Regions from separate parts of the Homo sapiens genome. Here region 2 is linked to region 1. A link is a contact called in ENCODE Hi-C or POLR2A ChIA-PET data. All regions are on one chromosome and are shown on one strand. Each heading gives the region's core, a stretch centred on a gene start or an enhancer-like site at or near the end of the contact. The rest is flanking DNA. Distances are from core to core; before and after follow the strand shown.

What was found. A loop is a pair of places that touch in the nucleus more often than their neighbours do. ChIA-PET counts read pairs that join two places held with the same protein, here RNA polymerase II (POLR2A). Pooled maps may share reads with other maps.
Region 2: a loop to region 1 is called in a pooled map, with 3 times the contacts of the local background. The contact joins two enhancer-like sites. A Hi-C loop is called at or near these places in 4 of 168 maps with a recorded cell type or tissue (CD4-positive, alpha-beta T cell, dorsolateral prefrontal cortex, endothelial cell of hepatic sinusoid and 1 more), 5 of 37 single-sample maps with no recorded cell type and 8 of 50 pooled maps. POLR2A ChIA-PET finds 5 or more read pairs at or near these places in 5 of 52 experiments (MCF 10A, PC-3, T-cell and 2 more).

What each region holds. Positions count from the first base shown.
Region 1 is chr5:148,737,850-148,745,395 of GRCh38, reverse strand. No RefSeq gene overlaps it. Among named protein-coding and RNA genes, the nearest start is that of ADRB2, 85 kb to the left of the region's middle. Within about 2 kb of position 3,960, at least 4 of the 41 ENCODE cell types and tissues checked have a DNase peak (open chromatin) inside an H3K27ac peak, as active enhancers do.
Region 2 is chr5:148,845,687-148,853,232 of GRCh38, reverse strand. No RefSeq gene overlaps it. Among named protein-coding and RNA genes, the nearest start is that of ADRB2, 23 kb to the right of the region's middle. Within about 2 kb of position 4,857, at least 5 of the 41 ENCODE cell types and tissues checked have a DNase peak (open chromatin) inside an H3K27ac peak, as active enhancers do.

The DNA.
Region 1 (7,546 bases), core at 2,711-5,210:
TCATTCAAGGCTCATCCAGTGCTTGAGGTGCTCCTCTGAGAAGACTTCCTGCCCCTTCCTCAACCAACATAGGTAGTCACTCTCTTTTGGGTTCACAAAGCATCATCTACACACCACCATTATAGTATCAAATACAATAAATTGTAACTGGGTTAAAGGTCTCTTTGCCCCCACAAGACCATGAGCTCCTTGAATACCCAGCCCTTCCCACTCTGCCCCATACAGACATCATCTGGTATTCATCCTCTATTTTTTTAACTTTTAGGGGTACATGTGGAGGTTGGTTCTATGGATAAATTGCATGTTGCAGGAGTTTGGTTGCAGAATATTATTTCATCACCCAGGTAATAAGCATAGTATCCAATAGGCTGTTTTTCAATCCTCACCCTCCTCCCACTCTCCACCCTCAAGTAGTCTCGGGTGCCTATTGTTCCCTTCTTTGTGTCCATGTGTACTCAATGTTTAGCTCCCACTTATAAGTGAGAATGTGTGGTGTTTGGTTTTCTGTTCCCGTGTTATTTTGTTGAGGATAAAGGCCTCCAGCTTCAACCATGTTGCTGCAAAGAACATGATCTCCTTTGTATGGCTGCATATTATTCCATGGTGTATATGCACCACATTTTCCAAATTTTCTTTTAACTTTTATTTTAGGTTTAGGTGTACATGTGCAGGTTTGTTTTATAGGTAAGCTCATGTCATGGGGCTCTGGTGTACTGGTTATTTTATCACCCATGTAGTAAGCATAGTATCTGTTAGGCATTTTTTCTGATCCTCTCCTTCCTCCCACCCTCTACCCTCAAGTAGGTCCCAGTGTCTGTTGTTCCTCTTTTTGTGTCCATGTGCTCTTGTTATTTAGCTCCCACTTATAAGTGAGAACATGCGGTGTTTGGTTTTCTGTTCCTGCATTAGTTTGCTAAGGATAAATGGTCTCTAGTTCTATCCATGTTGCTACAAAGGACATGAGTTCATTCTTTTTTATGGCTGCATAGTAGTCCATGGTGTATATGTACCACATTTTCTTTATCTAGTCTACCGTTGATGGGCATTTAGGTTGTTCCATGTCTTTGCTATTGTGAATAGTGCTGCAATGAACATAATGCATGCATGTCTTTATGGTGGAATAATTTATATTTCTTTGGGTATATATACAATAATAGGATTGCTGGGTCTAATGGTAATTCTGATTTTATTTAATAGTTCTTTGAGGAATGGCCACACTGCTTTCCACAATGGCTGAAACGATTTACACTCCCACCAGCAGTGCGTAAGCGTTCCCTTCTCTTTGCAGTCTCACCAGCATTATTTTTTTTTCTATTTTTTAATGATAGCCATTCTGGTGGGTGTTAGACAGTATAGCTCATTGCAGTTTTGATTTGCATTTCTCTAATGATTAGTGATGTAGAGCATTTTTTCATATGCTTGTTAGTCATGTATATGTCTTTTTTTGAAAAATGTCTGCTAATGTCCTTCACCCTTATTAATGGGGTAATTTTTTGCTTGTTAATTTGAGTTTCTTACAGATACTGGATATTAGACCTTTGCAGATGCATAGTTTGCAAATATTTTCTGACATTCTGTGGGCTGTTAACTCTTTGACAGTTTCTTTTGCTGTGCAGAAGCTCTTAGTTTAATTAGGTTCCATTTGTCAATTTTTGTTTTTCTTGTAATTGCTTTTGGCATCTTCATCATAAAATCTTTGCCAGGGCCTATGTCTAGAATGGTATTTTCTATGTTTTCTTCAAGAGTTTTTATAGTTTTAGGTTTTATATGTAAGTATTTAATCTGTCTTGAGTTAATTTTTATATGGTGCAAGGAAGGGGTCCAGTTTTAATCTTCTGCACATGGCTAGCTAATTATCCCAGCACCATTTATTGAATAGCGAGTCCTTTCTCCATTGGTTGTTTTTGTCAACTTTATCAAAGATCAGATAACTGTAGGTTTGTGGATTTACTTCTGGGCTGTCTATTCTGTTCCATTAGTCTATGTGTCTGTATTTGTATCAGTGTCATGCTGTTTTGTTTACTGGAGCCTTGTAGTATACTATAAAGTCAGGTAATGTGATACCTCCAACTTTGTTCTTTTGCCTTAGGAGTGTTTGGCTATTTGGGCTATTCTTTGTTTCCATATAAATTTTAGAATAATTTTTTCTAGTTGTGCTAAGAATGTCATTGGTAATTTGATAGGAATAGCATTGAATCTGTACATTGCTTTGGGTAGTATGGCCATATTAGCAATATTGAGTCTTCCTATCCATGAGCATGTAATGCTTTTCCATTTGTTTATGTCATCTCTGATTTCTTTCAGCAGCGTTTTGTAATTCTTGTTGCAGAAGTCTTTCCACCTCCCTGGTTAGCTGTATTCTTAGGTATTTTATCTTTTTGTAGCTATTGTGAATTCAATTGCATTCTTTTTTTTTTCTTTTTTTTTGAGATGGAGTCTCGCTCTCTCACCCAGGCTGGAGTGCAGCGGTGCAATCTCGGCTCGCTGCAAGCTCCACCTCCTGGGTTCACACCATTCTCCTGCCTCAGCCTCCCGAGTAGCTGGGACTACAGGCGCCCGCCACCACGCCTAGCTAATTTTTTGTATTTTTTAGTAGAGACAGGGTTTCACCATGTTAGCCAGGATGGTCTCAATTTCTTAACCTCGAGATCCACCCGCCTCAGCCTCCCAAAGTGCTGGGATTACAGGCCTGAGCCACCGCGCCCAGCCTCAATTGCGTTCTTGATTTGGCACTCAGCTTGGGAATTATTGGTGTATAAAAATGTGACTAATTTTTGTACATAGATTTTTTATCTTGAAAATTTGCTGAAGTTGGTTATCAGAGCTAGGAGCTTTTGGGGCGAGACTATGGGGTTTTCTAAGGATAAAATAATATTGTCTGCAAACAGAGATCATTTGACTTTCTGTCTTCCTATTTGGAACCCTTTTATTTCCTTCTCTTGCCTGATTATGCTGGCTGAGACTTCTAGTGTTATATTGAATAGGAGTGGTGAGAGAGGGTATCCTTGTCTTGTTCTGGTTCTCAAGGGAAATGCTCCCAGCTTTTGCCCATTCAGTGTGATGTTGGCTGTGGGTTTGTAATAGATGGCTCTTATTATTTTGAGGTATGTTCCTCCAATGCTTAGTTTGTTGAGGGTTTTTAACATGAAAGGATGCTGAATTTTATCAAAAGCCCTTTCTGCATCTATTGAGATTATATATGGTTTTTGTTTTTAGTTCTGTTTATGTGATGAATCACATTTATTAATTTGTATATGTTGAACCAACCTTGCATCCCAGGGATAAAGCCTACTTGATCATGGTGGATTAGCTTTTTGATATGCTGCTGAATTTGGTTTGCTAGTATTTTGTTGAGGATTTTTGCATAGATATCCATCAAGAATATTGGCTTGAAGTTTCCTTTTTTGTTGTTGTTGTTGAGTCTTTGCCAGGTTTTGGAATCAGGATGATGCTGACATCATAGAATGAGTTAGAGAGGAGTCCTTCTCCTCCATTTTTTGCAAAGTTTCGATAGGAATAATACTGGCTCTTCTTTATATGTCTGGTAGAATTCGGCTGTGAATCTGTCTGGTCCTGGGTTTTTACTTGTTGGTAGGATTTTTATTACTGATTCAATTTAGGAACTCGTAATTTGTTCAGAGTTTGAACTTTTTCCTGGCTCAGTCTTGGGAGGTTGTATAATTCTAGTAATCCTCTATTTCTAACATGGTCCTTCTCATATCAAGGAAAGCCAGCTACTTTTAATGACTTTATTTTTATCCGGAGCTGACTGGAGTTGGAAGTGAGGAGGAATAGCGAAGACGATGTGAAAACAGCTGTTAGCATTTGTGGGATGTCCGAGCTATGTACTCATGGCTTGTAGATGTATCCATAAAACTATCCTAGTATTTTATTTCTCTATGCTTACATCTGCAGAAAAAAAACAAACTTCACCATCTAGTGGTACAAACCTTGAACTGCAGACATACATCCACCATTTCCTTATTCTTTATCCCATTTAACAGCTATTTATTGACTGAGCACCCACTTACTATGTGCCAATAACTGACCCAGACAAACCTCTGTTCTTCTTTAGTCCCTCATGTATTGATCACTTTCTGCAGGTGGATCATGTTGTTTGGAGCTTTGGCGCTTGCAGTTTGGTGTTGACAGTTTTCGGTAAACAGAGCCATGGGAGGTCAGGTTTTTTGGTGCGAAGGTCAAACCCTGGCATCTCTGGGACTCATACAACTTGCTGTTTTGGACTGATTAGTAACTATTAAAAATGTAAACAAGCTGGGGAGATTTAGAACCCAGAGGATTTCACACATGCAGACGTACACACCCCACAAGGACTTGAGTCCTCTCTGGGACAGTCACGAGATTTGGCTGCTGCTGCTGGTATTCTTGCATTTCAACAATTGGCTGGAGCTGAGAAGCAGCTGCCCCTTTAGACGCAGCTACTCTGTCAGACCCACATTGGCTGTTCTGTCCACTCACTTATTTCAGTTTGATCTCTTTTCCGAGATATCCAGGCATTTGGTGGATTTTGATTCTCCATGTTTATTCCTAAGGAAACTTATCTCCAAATCTCTCCAATCTTTCTTCCAACAAAGCCCAGTTTCCAGAAGAAGTAATTATAACTGCACAATTATCAAGGGCATAATATATTTCTTGATAACCCTGACATAAATTAAGGGCCATTTATTTGTCTGGGTTTCTGTTCCTGTTAAAAATAATCTCTTTGCTCAATGTCCCACACTTGGTTATTTTCCTTCCTCTTTGCTTGGTGAAACAGAAGGCTCTTTTAGAGATTTTGACTGTTTCTCATTATTATTTATCCAACAGATACTTAATGAGCACTTCCTAAGTGCCCGGACCTCTGCTTCATGTGAGAGATGTATCTGAGAAGGGGACGGACATGCACCTAACGGTGCCAGCGATGTGGCCATTATGAAAGATCGTGATGTTGTAGGAACATACAGAAGGAACACTGTGCCTAATATGGGGATGGGAATAGGATCGAGGGGATGTTCCTAGAAAAATTAATGTTGAAGCTTAGACCTTGAGATAAGTAGTGATTTGCCAAGGAGGGAGAACCTTGCACAAATGCCCAGACCAGATTCGAGAGAGTCATGGGGCATGGAGAGGAACTGAATAGTGTCCTTGAGCTCTGCCGAGGAGCACAGACTTTATCTGGAGGGTAACAAGGAGCAAAGAGAGCTTATGAGCAAGGGAGTGAATATTTAGGTCTGTGTTTTTAGAACATCACTCCATCTCTTAAAACTTATTTTAGGAGACTTGGCTGAGAGCTAGGGCTCTCATTCCTTTAGACACTTTCTAGTTCAGTTTTATAAGGGACAAGTTTATTCTGAAGGACTCCAGGAGAGGCACCATCAACATCCTCACAGTGCTGCTGTGCTGGCTGTTGCTTCGCCCCTGGGGCCTCTCTTGTTTTGCCCTTTAGATTCTTGTTGTTTTTGCCCCACTTTCCTTGTAGATATCTCTTGTTTTCTCTGTAGTTCCCTCATCGCTTTCCACGTAATTAAGGCATCTTCCTGGAGCTACTGAGGGTTTGTGGTTGCCTGGAGAACCACAGCAACAATGTCATGAGCTCCCCCACCCATCCCAGGGAGCCCTGGGATCAAAAAGTCAGCTTCAAAGCCTAGTTGGAAGTAGTCAATGCAAAGCCAAAAGTCAACAAACATTTCTCCAGAGTCTTGGCACCAGAAGGCCTTTCTCTTGTTCCTTTTACTCAATTCCCAGCTGGTTAGCAGCCTGAACTTCTGCCTACCATCCCCTTCCATGGCAGCTCCCAACTGTGCTGTAAGATTATTGAGGGAGGCTAGGAATAGAGACTTAATACTGAGAAGACACTTAAGCACTTGATCCAATCCAATTCCCTATTTTATCAAGAATACCGTCCTGCTTCCTGACTTCCTGACTTTTGAAATGAGCTAGTATGGGTGCCTGACACTGCTGGTTCTGGTTTGAGCACATACAGTCACTGACTACGTGGACTCAGGAAACTATTTCACTTCTTTGGGCCCTGGTTTCCTTTTCTGTAAAGTGAGAATAATAATCCCTGCACTGCCTACTTCACAGGGTTATTTTGAGGAGGAGAAAATGACTCTATAGTTGCATTCAATCATTTACGAAAACATATATTGATTACTCAGCCATGTGCCAGCTAAAGGGGGATGAAAGCTCCTGTTAAACTGTAACGTGTTACACAAATATCACATTCTCAGATGTAGAAAACTCATTATCGACTGGGTCAGACTGGGTGTGTTTGTCCTGCTTCCCTCACCTGTCTTGCCTCCAGTTAGGTTCTTGGGTATTGCCCGCATGTAAACATTCAAGGCAAAGCTTTAGCAAGAAACCTAATACATAGAAAGTATTGACTAGCATTAGAAAGAGCTATGGTGACAAGGCCTCTGTGTATTTGAAAGCTTCATTAAGTCCCGCTGCAGACGGCCATATGTGATAGGATGGTATATCACACTTTTCCTATTATTCCAGTATTGACAAGTAGAACCCCAAACAATGGACAAAGAGGATCTAGTGCCACATTCTAAAGATTGCCAGCAATAGCTGGAGCCAGAACACTGTTCCCCCCACAAATCCCCAGGGCTTCTTAAAAGTCAAAACTGGCCCTGCTACCATGAGCCTTTCCGCTTTCTCCTCCCTCCTTCTTTCTAGGCTATGTAAGCAGACGTCTAGGAAAGGAGGAAAGGGAGGGAGAAGGAGTCATTACAGGAGTCAGACTGTAGGGAGGAAAGTGTTCATGGAAGGATCTATAGGGTTTAAAATCCCAATGGGAAAGAGATGGGATCCTCAAATTAGAACAATTCAGAGACGGTTTGCTTGTAAGGAGGAGGCACAAAGGCTGATGCAGTCACCCAGGGGTAGTGGCAGCAGAGGTGTTTCTAATTCTAAGCCCAAAGGGACGAAAGGAGGGAACTGCATTAAGAACCAGAAGGAGAGAGCCATCTTCAAATCTTTTAGAAATATTTTCCAGTGGTCAGGCAAGAGATAATGGTGGCCCTAATATAGAACTGTCAGGACAGTTGGAGAAAAAGGTGAAAGTATGAGAGCTATTTTGAAAACAGACTTATCAAGCCTTGTGGATGGAATGAATTAAAAAGAAAGAGAGGAGAAAAGGGCAACTTGTAGGTTTCAGGCTTGGGAAGCTGGGTTTTGCTTGGGAACATGATAGGGGTTTGGGGTTGGGTGGGAAGATCCACTCAATTTTGGACCTGCCAGGTTGAGATGAAAACATCTAGGTGGAGGTGTCCAGCATTCAGATGGATATGGCATCTGAGGCTCAGAAGAGAGACATCAGCTGGGGATGCAGAATTACATGTGAACAATAATAATTACATGTATTAAAGGCTGTCATGTAAGATGTCCAAGATGCTGAAAATATGATGCTTAGTGAATGAAGAAAGCAGCTCTTGGCATTTTGAAAAATTGTCTTTGCTACCTTGGAATTATGGCCACTCCTGAAAGAGATAATACCGTTATGCTCTCTTATGGTAATTACTACCCACAAAACAGCTGTTTT
Region 2 (7,546 bases), core at 3,608-6,107, 110 kb before region 1:
ACGCATAAAAAGTTAAAGAAGATAGGATCACTTTTGCTTAGAGGGTCAAACCACATTGTATCAGATAGAATTACTGCCATTCTTATGGGCCAGGTGTGAGTACCCCAGTATTTAGTCAGCAGTTCTGGCTGTGGCCTGGACTTTGTGCCAGTAGAAAGAAAAGGATCAGGCTGGGTGTGGTGGCTCATGCCTCTAATTCCAGCACTTTGGGAGGCCAAGGCAGGTGGATCAGCTGAGGTCGGGAGTTTGAGACCACCCAGGCCAACATGGTGAAACCCCGTCTCTCCTAAAAATACAAAAAATTAACCGGGCTTGGTGGCAGGCATCTGTAATCCCAGCTACTTGGGAGGCTGAGGCAGGAGAATTGTTTGAACCCAGGAGGTGGAAGTTGCAGTGAGTCGAGATCACACCATTGCACTCCAGCCTGGGTGACAGAGAGAGACTCTGTCTCAAAAAAAAAAAAAAAAAAAAAAAAGAAATAATACTTTATGATTTTCACTGGAAGCCCTGGAGTTGGGAGAAAAGCTAGTCTCAAAGAGTTTGTTATACTTTCTGATCTAATACAAAGGGAAATTGAGTTATTGAGAAAAATCTTGCACTCTCTCAAATTGAAATAGAAATAGCTTAATGCTAAGCTTTCATTGTCCATTAGCATAGTATACAGGAAAAAGTCCATGAAATTGAGGAGTCAAGTCAAAGTGATTAGAAAGAAGAGATAAAAGACTAAAAGGAAAGAAAGGAAGCCTAAATATAATGAAACAGAAGGAAAAATTGAAAGTACAAACTATTATTATATAAGACTGATTTGAAACCCTAAAGTCCAAGGAAGAGAGGGCCAGTCAAGGAAGGAGTGAGGGTCTTCCAGGGCTCTATGTCTCTCTCAGCAAAGAAATTGGCATGTGTCATTGTGTAAATTCCTTTAAGAGAGATTTACTGAGCTTGTGCCATGTGCCCATATCCCTTCTCCCCTCTGGTCCTCTTTGAAATTAAAAGAGTGGAATAAATGGTCTTGAAGTAATTTCTAGAATCCTATTTCTTGTCACTTTTTGACTCAAAGCCATGGACACATCTCCAAATAGGATCGAGAGTATACTGTGACATCCTTTCAGTTATGTGCCAATTTCCTCAAAATCACTCAGTGGTCTTCACAGATGGACCAGAGAGACAGAGTGAGATAACAAGCAGTACAATTAAAGGATATTTTCTTCTACTTAGATAATTATCTAGGCATTATGAAGTTCCTGGTGACACTAAAACACCATTCACTTCTTTTTTTCCCCAGAGCCTAAAATCTAAAACATTGAATTAAAACAAAGAATTAAAGTCCTTACATTTGTATACATGCTTTTTGAAGCTTATAAAATGCCTACACATACTTTATTTCACATTAGTTTCATAACAAACTTGAGAGATGTTATTCTTCTTAAATTATCAACAAGGAAACTAAGACTGAGAGACTAAGTGCTTTGCCCAAGCTCACCTGGTGTGCCATGCAGCTGCCACTTGCTCTCGGCTCCCTTCCTCATGATTCTCCAGCTCTGCTCAACATCCCAGGGACCTGCACACTACAGGATCTCTTACCCTGTTTCTTCAAGGCAGGTTTGGCTGATGGGAGTCAATGATAAAAGACCGAAGGAGGGGAGGGGAGAAGCTGGGTGTTTCTTCTCTTCTCTCTCTGCCTCTGGTGTCATCTCCAGCAATGGCTTCATGTGCTCAGTGATCAGTGCTTCATGTACTCCTGATAAATGTCCTGGCTTCCCAAATCTGGTAACACTACCTGTTCTTGTGTCCCTCCAGGCTCAGGGGCAGTAGCATCTTCCTGCTGTTGCTAATATCTGTGGTGCTTCACCATCTCGTTTGGCTTCTCAGCTTTTTCATTACCTGTGCATCCAGTTCCTTATATTCCTTATTTTGAAAGACTTAGAGTGGTTTACATTTTCCTGGTTGGACCCAGACTGAGTCAACTGGCTAGGGAATCACTACTCTGAGGAGCCCTAAGACAGCATATCAGATGTGTGTGTATGTGGATGTATGTGCATTTTACTACTAAACAGTGAAAGCCTTTTCATCTGGAAGTGAGCTCATCTGGAAGTGAGCTCATATATCTTTGGATCTTGGGACTCTAACATAGTGCCTGGCATATACCACACACCAGCAAATGTTTGCGGACTTGCTATGTTTGTTTGGTAAAACAAACCCAGCCAGAGTGGCTGTTTAGTTTATCTCCATATCTCTACGTATCTGTTAGACCTAAACAGAAGAAATACAGGCACTTCTAGTCTATAAAATGTACCTGTGAGCCATTCTGCCACATACAACTGAGCCACACAGGAAAACTGCATCATTAGCAATTTCTATAAAATCATTCTGGCTTTGAACCACAGTAGTTATTTTAGTTGGGAAGATATTAATTAGCTGAAACTTAGGAAAAAGTTTAATCACCTAAAAAAATGGGGGGTGAAAACTGGGTGAAAGACATGGGAAAACATGGAAAGAGCCATTCTTTTAAATTATTTCAGTTTTCATACACTTATGCAGGAATTGTTTAACAGAGTTGGATGGTACTAGGTGTGGGAGACCTGGTTGCTGGCCCCAGTTTTGCCACTAACTTGCTTTGTAGTCTTGGGCAAGTCATTTCTCTCTGGCCCTCAGTTTCTTGATTGGCAAAATGAGGAGGTAAGATTAAATGATCTCTCACTGCAAGATCATTAGCTTACCAGCATTTAGAGAATCCAGCCCAATTTTATATTCACATCAAATGAGATCTCGCTTATTCTGGCCCCAGCTTACCTTTCCATTCTCATCTTACTGGTCAACTCACCTTACTCACTACCCCTCTATGCCACCTGCTCAGCCAGATGCTTATGAACCTGGACCTATGCCATCCTGTTTTCTCTGTGTCTGTTCTCTGTGTTCTCTTTACCCCACTTTGCGGCTCTGCTTAATTTCTCTCCTCTCTGCTATGGTCTCAGATCCCTTTTCCGGTTGGGATAAAAAAAAATAAGACTTCCTGCTATTGAGGGGAATTATGGGGTTCCGCTTAAAAGAGTGGACTTTGAAGCCAGAATAATGGGTTTAAGCCCTGGAGCAGCAATCTACTAGCTGTGTGAATTGAACAGTTACTTACTGGCTATTCCTAAGTTTCTTCACCTGCGAAGTGTTGATATTAATATTACCTACATTAAATTTCTGATGTTGAAAGACCTAGAATGATTCCTATTTTCCTAATTGGAAACCGACTAAATTACCTGGCTGAGGAACAAATATTATGAGAGCTATAAACCTGGCAGAAATGGGCAGAGACAGCATACCACTGGTGTGTGTGTGTTTGAGTGTGTGTGCATCTGCATTTTCCTATTAAGCAGTGAGAGTCTTTCCACTATGATATAGCTTTAGCACAGTGATTGACATTGCAGGCACTAGCAATATTTGTGGACATTTAATACTGGCAAGGATTATCTGAGGCAATACATTCTATGCCTAGAACAATACATGGTACATGGCGACGCCCAGTGATGCAGCTATTATAATTATAGCATAAAGCTAGTACAGAGGAAAGACTGATGGATGAGGAGGAAGAGGAAGTGGGTTCTCACTTTAGCTCTGCCACAGGCTAGTGGTGACCCGGTGCCTAGATGGAACCATTATATGTGTCTCACCAGGCTTTTTTCTTTCTTACTAGAGCAGTTATTGTGCTGTCTTATTATGTTTTTGTGTGCTACAGTGAGCTAGTTAAGGCTAGGAGGCTGTTACGGATTGAATTAATTGTATTCCCTCCAAATTCATATGTTAAAGCCCTAACCCCTAGTATCTCACAATGTGACCATATTTAAAGGTAGGGCCTTTAAAGAGATTAAGTTAAGACAATGCTGCTAGGGTGGGCCCTAATCCATTCTGACTTGTGTCCTCATAAGAAGAGGATATTAGGGCATACAGAGAGATACGAGGAGTGTGTGCACACACAGAGAAAAATCTATATGAAGAGGCAGCCAGAGGTTGCCACCTGCAAGTCAAGGAGTGGGGTCTCAGAGGAAACAACCCTGCAGGCACCTTGATCTTGGACTTCCAGCCTCCAAGACCATGAGAAAATAAAATTCCATTGTGTAAGCCACCCAGGCTGTGGTATTTTGTTATGGAAGCCCTAGCAAACTAATACGGGTACTATGTATTTATTCATTTATTCAACCATTACTTATGGAGCATCTATTATGTGCCAAGTCCTGATTTGTGCAATAGGATATGAAATGCTGAGAAAACAATAAAAGAAAAAGGGCTTCTGCTCTCAGAAGGTTTGTAGTTCAGTGGGAGAGACTGACAGTCAAGAGATGACACAAGTCAGTGTGATAAGAGCACAGAATGAAGCGTCCCTGTGCCCTGAGAGTACATAAAGCAGCGTGGGGGTAGGGTCTGATGCCCTGGCGTCTGTGTTGTTTTATCCCCAGCACTGTCACAGCACTGTGCTGACAGACAATACACTGTAAATGTTGGTTGGCATTTATTGAAGGCTCTGATCTCTCAATTCTCTATGTGGATTAACATGAATTCTTAGTACTCAAGGAAAGAGAGCCCAGGGGCAGACTCTGCTAAGTGTGGACTGTTTATAGGGCAGCATAAAGCTGGTACAGAGGAAAGACTGATGGATGAGGAGGAAGAGGAAGTGGGTTCTCACCTTAGCTGTGACACAAGCTGATGGTGACACCCTTCCCTTATCTGGACCTCCATTTCCTCATCTTCAAAAATGAAGTAGTTGGAGTAGGTCATCTCTAAGATCCCCTGTAGCTCCATGAACTCTTTCCCAAAATGTAGTTCATGAAAAACTTATACTTAATGTAGGATAGAAGAGACAGAGAGAAGGAAGGAGGAGGAAGAAATGTAGAAAGAGGAAAGCTGGCAGGCAAGAACAGAAAAGGAAGGAGGAAGGAAGGAAGGAAGGAAGGAAGGGCTAACAAACTAGGTTGGCAGAGGTGGAACTCGACCTGTGGTCCTAGACAGTCCCTGGTGCCCCGTTTGCAGTTACTTGGGCAGCAGGTCTCCTGGTGGTTCAGCAGCACCTGTGGATTCAGTTGCCTAAATCCTGCCTGTACCAGGCCATATAAACTTGGACAAGTTGTTTTTTTTTTTTTTTGAGATGGAGTCTCATTCTGTTGCCCAGGCTGGAGTGCAGTGGTGCAATCTGAGGCTCACTGCAAGCTCTGCCTCCCAGGTTCATGCCATTCTCCTGCCTCAGCCTCCCGAGTAGTTGGGACTACAGGTGCCCACCACCACGCCCGGCTAATTTTTTGTATTTTTAGTAGAGATGGGGTTTCACCGTGTTAGCCAGGATGGTCTCAATCTCCTGACCTCATGATCTGAAACTTGGGCAAGTTATTTAACCTATGCCACAGTTTGATCCCTTACATGATGTGTGTAGGAACATCTTTATCATAGGGATGTCGTGTGGATTAAATTTGAAGATGGGTGGTGAGGTTAGAGATTATGGAAGTAATATAAGAATATCAAATTGCTGATTTGGGTGGATTTGCACTTTACAGAGCCACCCAGTATGCCACCTCCCCCCATCCAAACCACACATACACCCATTCCCACAAGCACAGTCATGCATGGCATAATGACGTTTCAGTCAACAATGGGCCACATATACCATGGTGGCTCCATAAGATTATGATGGAGTTGAAAAATTCCTATCACCTCATGATATCTTGATGATCCTGACCCTGTGTAGGTCTAGACTAATGTGTGTGGTTGTGTCTTAGTTTTTAACAAAAAAAATTTAGAAGTAAAAAAATAATTAAAAATAGAAAAAAGTTTATAGAATAAGGATATAAGGAAATAATATACTTTTGTACAGCTGCACAATGTGTTTTTGTACAACACAAAACAATTTGTGTTTTAAACTGTTACTACAAAAGAGTCAAAAATTTTTAAGAAGTCAAAAAGTTTATAAAGTAAAAAGTTATAACAAGCTGTTTAATTTGTTATTGAAGAAAGGAAAATATTTCTTTATAAGTTTAATGTACAAATTTAGTGTATACATTTAGTACAGTGCTTATAAAGTCTTCAGCAGTGTACAGTAATGCCCTAGGCCTTCACATTCACTCAATGACTCACCCAGAGCAACTTACAGACTGGCAAGCTCTCTTGATGGTAAGTGCCCTGTAAAGATGTACCATTTTAAATCTTTTATTCTATATTTCTACTGTGCCTTTTCTGTGTCTACATATGTTTAGCTACACAAATACTTACCATTGTGTTACAGTTGCCTACAGTGTTCAGGACAGTAACATGCTGTACAGGTTTGTAGCTTGGGAGCAATAGGCTATCCCATTTAGTCTAGGTGTGTAGTAGGCTATGCCATCTAGGTTCGTGTAAATATTAAATACAATGTTTGTACAACATATCCCTGTCATTCAGTGACACATGATTGTAAATGAAAAAATGTGCCATAAACAACAGTCATCCTTACCACCTGTAATCAATTTATTATTTTTTATCTGTTGTATGACAATTCATTTAAAATATGGTGGCTGCAACTTGCTGAAATGATTTCACACCTCACTAATAAGTTATGACCCTTTGTGTGAAAAAGAATGATGTTGTGCAGCAGTTTCCAAAATGTGTTGCAGGCCCCTCAGGGAGCAGAAAAGACAACTTACTGATATAAAGGAAAAGTAATAGAACAACTATGTTTTGTTTTTCTTCACTCTGGTAAAATGTTTATTTTTGTATGTTTAAAAATATACATAGCATATTATTACAGTGGTATGTGTATAATCTGGGCACAATACATACACAGATACTAAGGGTATGTTAACAAATGTTTACTAATGGGGTGCATCTTCAGAAAAATTTGGAGACTAGGATGAAGGGTATCCCAATTATGTGAGCTTAATAATTGGACAATCAACTACACTTCTTCCTCAATAGATTTTTCTAAGACATTATAATTTAAATTTCTGTCTTTTAACTTGGTCACCTACAGCCTGAAACTCATTATGCAGCAAAACCTCAGTTCATCTGTGTGGATATGACTCTGGCCTGAGGTGTGAAGGGCTTTGCTGTCTCTTCTTGGGCTGGCTCCACCATTATTTGCTGTAGGACTCTGGGCAAGATGGTGCCCCCTTCTGTCTTAGCTTCCTGCTTAAAGTGAGGGAGTTAGTTAGTTACCTTTAATATTCCTTTCAGTTCGCTAAGATTTTATAAGTCTATGAGGATTTGGAAACTCTTTACTTTTCTGTTCCTGAGTGTTGATTAATTTCAACAGGAAAATGTTCCTGGTTAAAAGTCTGCATTAAATGTGATTGGGACTTACCTCTATCCCTCCATTCATGTTAGTTTATCTTTCAACCAGGAAATGTTAGAAACTCAACTCGTTGCTAACCACAAATCTTTGACTTAATAACTGGGTCATGAACCAAGTCAATCCCCACTGAAAGAGACCACAGAAAACATACAAAATTAAGGACGGGTCTATAGATATTTCCTGGAAAGAAATGAATGTCTTTTACCCAACTACTCACAGCTAGGAACAGTTACCACAAGTATCATA